Regions from separate parts of the Homo sapiens genome. Here region 1 is linked to region 2. A link is an interaction called in ENCODE POLR2A ChIA-PET data of the cell type or tissue named here. Cell type or tissue: Panc1. All regions are shown on one strand.

What was found. ChIA-PET counts read pairs that join two places held together with the same protein. Peaks named below come from ENCODE experiments on the same cell type or tissue, not always from the same donor. Only the 100,000 strongest peaks of a DNase experiment are listed, where the experiment ranks them.
Region 1: POLR2A ChIA-PET joins it to region 2 with 7 read pairs; 4 of 35 experiments call an interaction of 5 or more read pairs at or near these places.

What each region holds. Positions count from the first base shown.
Region 1 is chr1:67,688,782-67,692,781 of GRCh38, reverse strand. No RefSeq gene overlaps it. Among named protein-coding and RNA genes, the nearest start is that of GADD45A, 5.6 kb to the right of the region's middle. RefSeq lists a silencer at 2,862-3,156. In Panc1, no CTCF peak of the experiment used is centred here; no DNase peak of the experiment used is centred here; H3K4me3 peaks cover 356 bases; H3K27ac peaks cover 3,042 bases.
Region 2 is chr1:67,205,456-67,209,455 of GRCh38, reverse strand. It overlaps IL23R (interleukin 23 receptor), which reads right to left. Exons shown (of 11, transcript NM_144701.3): 6 at 2,401-2,546. Among named protein-coding and RNA genes, the nearest start is that of IL23R, 41 kb to the right of the region's middle. In Panc1, no CTCF peak of the experiment used is centred here; no DNase peak of the experiment used is centred here.

The DNA of each region.
Region 1 (4,000 bases), 480 kb before region 2:
ATCAGGAAAAATAAATTCTGAGCCTTATTCCAGCCCCACTTAATCTAAAGCTTCTGGGAATGGCTCTTGAAAGTTATATTTTTAACAAGCACCTCAGGGCCTTATTTCATCCAAACAGTTTGAGAAATTCTGATAGTGTAAACACTTCATTTTACACAGGAAGATTCTAAGCCCCAGTCTGAGTCGGTGGGGTGGGGGCGAAGGGTGGATCTCAGATGCCTAATAGGATGAGGGAGGGAAGCTTACATGAGTCCAGCAAACTAGAGTTATAACAGGGAGGGGTGAGGTCTGTGGCAAACTGGAAATCCAAGTCCAAAAGGGAGGGGCCTCCTATTGGCTCCAGCGAATTGCCACCACGCAGTATGGACCTACGGTTGCCAGTATAGCACATTTTCAAGAAACAATAAAAGTCTGGATTTTGCTAAGAGATTTTCCCATTTTTAAATGTTTACAACTGATCTTTAAAAATTGTTATATATTGTGTGATCCAAATTTCTCTTGGCTACCAGTTTCCACCCCCACATTAGGACTTTGTAAGCTATAGCATCATCTTTTCATTGTCTGTCTCTTGGTGGTGACAGCATCTGTCTCTTCTCTTAGTTTTACCAATTAATTTTAATGGCTTTCTATCACCTAGTAGAAAAGAAGCTTGGCCTGCCAGAAAATCATGCTCTGGTTTCTACCATCTTTCCCACTCCATCACCCATCACTGGAGGACATGTTTGCATCCTGGTCTTGCCACTTACAGTATGATTCTGGGCAACTTAAGATCTCTGTGTGTCAGTATTTTCACCTTCAAAATGGGGCTAATAATAGTACCTACTCCCACAGGGTTGTTGAGAGTGCTAATGAGTTCCTGTTGATAAAATGCTTAGATCAGTGCTCAGGATGTAGTAAATCTTGTATGAGTGTTGCTGTCACCCAAAAGCTAGCTCCAAACATGCCTTCAGTGTGTACCTTCCTGAGCTATAGTTCCTCCTCCTGGAGTAAATGCCCTTCACATTCACCTGGCAGATCTCTTCATCTTTCAGGTCTCACTGAACCTGGCAAACATTCCCTGGCCCCAGGAACACTTAGGTCTTGAATATACCTCATTATCACTTGTCACCTAGTATTACAGGTATCAGGTATCCCTACTAAATTGTACATATCCTTAAAGGTGGCTGCTTTTTCACCTTTGTGGCCTTGGGACCTAACATAGTGCCAGGAAAATGATAGGCATTCAATAAGCAGCATGATTGAAATGAACAAGCTTATCTTTTTTTTAATGTGCTTAATGATTTCCTTATAGATTGTCAACTTAAGGAGAAATGCTCTAATAGGCTACATCTTTGTATTCTTCATAGCACCTAGCAAAATTATATTCAATATTCAATCAATCGATCACATTTTTGTGCTGTTTGCAAAATACGATGCTAGCTTATGAACAAAGAGTTTACAACCTTTTTCTCCATTCCATTCCTATATGCCTTCTGGAGATTTCTATCCTTTGAACTTCCAGAACAGTTCTCTGGGCCTTTCTTACGTTGCTGGTAATTTTCTGTTTTGTATTTATGTAGTGATACGAAGTCCTTGAGGCCAGAGTGTGTGTCTGATTTTTTTTTTTTTTTTTTTTGGTAGACTTCAATATAGCCAGCATAGTCCCTTGTCCACAGTAAGCACTCACTTAATATTTCTTGGTGGTTTTCATGAATACGACCTTTTCACAGAGGTTCTTATGTTTACCAAAGTATTGTTAAAAAGAAAAAAAGTATTCACTTCTTTGAGGGATACTTACTTGGTGTCAAATCATGCCACTGAGTTTTGTTCATTTGAAGAGAACTTATCTCCCAAATTTCAGTCTTTTACCACATATCAAAGAATAAAATTCTACCTATATAAATGAAAATTAAGCAATTATTTCACAAGGGCTCCAGTAAGGCATCTCAAAACATGCTTTGGAAATATTTCAATTGACAGTATACAAATAATTCTTTCCTAAAAAATGACCCTTTTTTCTTTATTTGGGAACTAAGGTATGTATTATAGGAGATTAGCTACTTTCATGGGTCCTTTCATTATAAAAGTTTAACTTACCAAGATCCTAGGTTAAGTGTGGAAAGGAGGAAGCAATGCTATTTATGACACTGAGGTGAAGTTGCCAGTGGAAAAATTAGGTATTTTCCACTTTTCAACATTCAATACACCTTAGGTAGATGAGGGGATTTCTGTTCTTGTTGTAACGTAGCTTGCAATAAGTACATTTAATGGTTTTTAAGGCAACGACTAAAGAATATTTGCATCAATTAGAGATAGAAGCCATCCAGGTAATTTTATATTTGTTTAAAATTAACTGTTTCATGATTGGGTTTTTCAATGCTGTGTTAACTTTATGTTATGCTCAATCAGGAAAGAAAAACAAGAGTTTAAAATTTTTGAAGAAACCAAATGGCATTACAGTAATTGTTGAGATTTTCCTCAAAACAATCTGAAGAATGTATAAGTACTATTACATATCTCTAAGCATTATGAATTTAGAATAAAGATCAAAAATTCTTTTTGAAAAACATAGTTATATAGATGTACATGTCATAACACAGATCTCTCTGATGCCTTAAGTTTTCCTATTGCTATCACCTGGGTTTTAGAAACAGCCACACTCCATTGAGCACCTATCATGTGCCAGGTAGTTTGTATTCATTATTTCTAATCATTCATTTATTCAATAAATATTAATTCAGCACCTACTGCTTGCTGGCACTTGTGTCCACTACTGGGCTACAATAATGAACCAGACATTACCTGCCTTGAGGGAGGTTGCAGAGTTGTAGGAGAGGCCACAAGTCTGCAAGATAGGTAATCTTATCTCCATTTTACATGAGTAAAACAGGATGAAGAAGGACTAATCAAGGCTAGCTGCTACTGTGCTCGTTCCACTAAGCAAACCAGCTTTATCCACTGTGTGTCTCCACTTTAATTCATTCATCTCTGCAAGAGGGTTCTTACCAAATCGTTGTGAAAAAGGGCTGAAAAAAACCTTACTTCAATGGGAAGGCAAAACACCTTGCTATTTAAAACTCACTGCTCTCAATCTTTTGGTAATGTAAGAAACAAATATTAAATACCAGTTATGTTTTGGAGTGGGCACTGGATTTTAAAAAGATACAAGAAGCCTAAATAAGCCTAAAAACCCACATTTCTAGCAGATGTAGAAAAAGTCACTTGTGAAAAGATACAAGAAGCCTAAACAAGGCCTAAAACCCCACAATTCTAGCAGATGTGGGAAAAGAGAGTCATTTGCAAGGTGAAGGGCTCATGGAGCTATGTATTCATAATATATGCAGAAACTTGGAGCTTTTTGTTGCTATTAGTGGGTTTTCCCTACCCTTTCTTCTGATTGTATGTAGTCATGACTAGGATGAAAGACAGATGGCAGGGGAGCCATAAGGGGGACGGTTTGAGAAATAGGATAAGAAAATTCCTGTGGACAAAAGCAAGGCTAGGCCTTGCCTCCATAAGCATTTTTGCTTTCTTTGGTCTATGCCTACAAGATTGTTGGAGTTAATTATCAAGTGACTGTTCTAACTAAAAATGATTGTTCTACTGAAGACTTTTCTTTTGCTTTTCTTCTCTGCCATCTATTCCATCTGATAGAATTTAAGCAGACCCCTCAGAACCATAGAAATGTTCAGCTGGAAAGCACAAAGCTTTAGGAAGAGACTAGGGGCAGCAAAAAACCTTGCCTGGCCACTTCCCTGTTTGCTCTGTAAAAATGGTTCTGCAAAATGCACAACCTTGGATTCTTAGTCACTTCCTAACTGGCCTTGTCACCTACAGCTGCTCATCCCAATAATCATCTTTCACAGACCCCGGTGTTACTTTCCTAGAACACTGATCATGCCACTTCCTTCAGGGGCTCCGCTATCTGCCTGAAGTTTACAGAAGGAAGCCCAAATGCATAAGGGTAACACAGAATGCCTTCACAGCCTGGGCCTAATCCCCACCTTCCTTTTCAGCCCCG
Region 2 (4,000 bases):
AGACGGGCTCCCAGGATTCAATTACCTCCCCTGGCTCCCTCCCACAACATGTGGGAATTCTGGGAGATACAATTCAAGTTGAGATTTGATGGGGGCACAGCAAAACCATGTCATTCCATCCCTGGCCCCTCCAAATTCGTGTCCTCACATTTCAAAACCAACTATGCCTTCCCAATTGTCCCCCAAAGTCATAACTCATTTCAGCATTAACCCAAAAGTCCACAGTCCAAAGTCTCATCTGAGACAAGGCAAGTCCCTTCCACCTATGAGCCTATAAAATCAAAAGCAAGTTAGTTACTTCCTAGATACAATGAGGGTACAGGTATTAGGTAATACAGCCATTCCAAATGGGAGAAATTGGCCAAAACAAAGGGGTTACAGCGCCCATGCAAGTCCAAAATCCAGCAGGGCAACTTTAAAGCTCCCAAATGATCTTCTTTTATTCCATGTCTCTCATCCAGGTTATGCTGATAAAAGAGGTGGGTTCCCATGGTCTTGGGCAGCTCCAACCCTGTGACTTTGCAGGGTACAGTCTCCCTCCCAGCTGCTTTCATGGGCTGGTATTGAGTGTCTGCAACTTTTCCAGGTGCACGGTTCAAGCTGTTGGTGGATCTACCATTCTGGAATCTGGAGGATGGTGGCCCTCTTCTCACAGCTCCACTAGGCAATGCCCCACTAGGGACTCTGTGTGGAGGCTCAGACCCCACATTTTGCTTCCACACTGCCCTACCAGAGGTTCTCCATGAGGGCCCCGTCCCTGCAGCAAACTTTCACCTGGCCATCCAGGCATTTCCATACATCTTCTGAAATCTAGGTGGAGGTTCCCAAACCTCAATTCTGACTTCTGTGTACCCGCAGGCTCAACACCATGTGGAAGCTGTCAAAGCTTGGGGCTTCCACCTTCTGAAGCCACAGCCCAAGCTGGATGTTGGCCCTTTGAGCCATGGTTGGAGCAGCTGGGACACAGGGCACCAAGTCCCTAAGCTGCACACAGCACAGTGACCCTGGTCCCAGCCCATGAAACCACTTTTTTCTCCTGGGCCTCCAAGCCCGTGATGGGAGGGGCTGCTGTAAAGGTCTCTGATGTGGCCTGGAGACATTTTCCCCATGGTCTAGGGAATTAACATTAGGCTCCTTGCTACTTGTGCAAACTTCTGCAGCTGGCTTGAATTTCTCCCCCCCAGAATGGGTTTTTCTTTTCTATTGCATAGTCAGGCCACAAATTTTCTGAACTTTTATGTTCTGTTTCCCTTTTAAAACTGAATGCCTTTAATAGTACCCAAATCACCACTTGAATGCTTTGCTGCGTAGAAATTTCTTCTACCAGACACCCTAAATCATCTTTCGAGTTCAAAGTTCCACAGATCTCTAGGGCAGGGGCAAAATGCTGCCAGTCTCTTTGCTAAAACATAACAAGAGTCACCTTTCCTCCAGTTCCTAACAAGTTCCTCATCTCCATCTGAGACCACCCCAGCCTAGATTTTATTGTCCATATTGCTATCAGCATTTTGGGCAAAGCCATTCAACAAGTCTCCAGGAAGTTCCAAATTTCCCACATTTTCCTGTCTTCTTCTGAGCCCTTCAAACTGTTCCAATTTCTGCCTATTACCCAGTTCCAAAGTTGCTTCCACATTTTCGGGTATCTTTTAAGCAATGCCCCACTCTACTGGTACCAATTTACTGTATTAATCCATTTTCATGCTAATGATAAAGACATACCCAAGACTAGGAAGAAAAAGAGGTTTAATTGGACTTACAGTTCCACATGGCTGGTAAGGCCTCAGAATCATGGTGGGAGGCAAAAGGCTCTTCTTACTTAGTGGTGGCAAGAGAAAATGAGGAAGAAGCAAAAGCGGAAACCTCTGATAAACGCATCAGATCTCGTGAGACTTATTCACTATCACGAGACTAGTGTGGGAAAGACTGGCCTCCATGATTCAATTACCTCCCCCTGGGTCCCTCCCACAACACCTGGGAATTCTGGGAGACACAATTCAAGTTGCGATTTGGTGGGGATGCAGCCAAATCATATCAGGTACTCATGGACATAAAGATGGCAATAATAGACACTGGGGACCACACTAGAGTGTGGAGGAAGGTAGGAAGGCAAGGGTTGAAAAGCAAATTATTGGTAACTATGCTTAGCACCTGGGTGACAGGATCAATCATACCCCAAACCTCAATACCATGCAATATATCCAGGTAACAAACCTGCACATGTGCCCCCGAATCTAAAATAAAAGTTGAAATTATAAAACAAAAACTAAAGTGGCTTGAATATCATGCAAACAATCAGATTAAAAACATGTAAAATAGACATAATAAGTCCACTGTAGCCACTGATGGTTGGCTTTTAAATCATTCATTCACATGCTAAAGCATAATGAAAGTTGAGCTTACATTCCAAGTTTGGTTTGTTGTAGCCTTGTATCTCATTTCACAGGAAACCTTTTCAATTGTTGTTTGACTATCCCAATAAATTATGGTCTTGGGCACTGTAGCATTTATAGTCTCAGCCCTGGAAATGACGGCTGCAGAAGGTATCACTAGAAAAAAAAAAAAAAAAAAAAAGACCTGGCTGTTTAAAACTTGCCTAGGGAGAAACTGGCATCTTTTCGTCAATATCTAGATATGAGAAAGCTCAAAGTAAAAAAAAATAAAATTCATGGTCTAATGAACAATTATGGACATTTTCTTATTTGCTAATTTGTTACATAGAAGAAAACTGCTGTTAAGGAAAATTCTATTCAGCCCATTCCCCATTAAAAAAAAAAAAACTGAACTCTAATAGTCCTGTCTTTCCCCCACCTTTCACTCCCTTACAATCCTAACTAATAAAATTCCAGAGCCTAGCCTTGTTAACAAAAGAGTATAAAAATGAGATAAAGGAGCTATCCCCTCTTCCCTCCATCTGTTCGAGGAGAGATGATATGCACCCAAATTTAGTTCAGATGATCAGATTTGAAAAGATGTTAAATTGAGCCAGGTGTGGTGATGTGTGCCTGAAATTCCAACTACTCAGGAGGCTGAGATGGGAGGGTCACTTGAGCCCAGGAGTTCAAGGTTGCAGTGAGCCATGATGGTGCAACTGTACTCCACCCTGGACGACAGAATGAGAGCTTGTCTCAAAAAAAAGAAAGAAAGGCTGGGCATGGTGGCTCATGTCTGTATTCCCAGCATTTGGGAGGCCGAGGTGGGCAGATCACTTAAGGTCAGGAGTTTGAGACCAGCCTGGTCGTCGTGGCAAAACCCTGTCTCTACTAAAAACAGAAAAAATTAGCCCGGCGTGGTGGTGGTGCGTGCCAATCCCAGCTACTCAGGAGGCTGAGGCAGGAGGATCGCTTGAACCCGGGAGGCAGAGGTTACAGTGAGCTGAGATCATGCCACTGCACTCCAGCCTGGGTGGCGGAGCGAGACTCTGTCAAAAAAGAAAGAAAGGAAGGGAAAGGAGGAAGGAAAAGAGAAAGAAAGGAAGAGACAGAAAGAGCAAGAAAGAAAGAAAGAAAAAAAAAGAGAAAGAAAGAAAGAAAAAGAAAGAAAGAAAGAAAGAAAGAAAGAAAGAAAGAAAGAAAGAAAGAAAGATGGATGTTCAATTCAGATCTTTTATCACAATAATCTTCTCCTTCTCTTGTGTATTAGGGAAACATATGAATATTTATATCTATTGCTAACTTGTTTTGTTCTCCTTTAAAATAAATCTGTCCTTCCTTGAAATTTTATTTGAAGAAAGCAGATCTCATAAGACTCTAAGGCTTTGTAAATTGTTGGCATGTTCTATAATAATAACCTTCACAGAAGGAACTGAAATTCTGATTGGTTATTTTATTAGTTGTTTTGTTATAGTAGGAGGTATATAGTTGGAATCGCTATGTTTCTAAACTGTGTAAATACTTGTAAGTTTGTTTTGTCTGAACAGAATAGAATCATTAACACTTTCCATTTCTCCCCTAAGGAACAATGAAAACCTATGACTTTGATAGCTGTACTATTTAACAAAGAA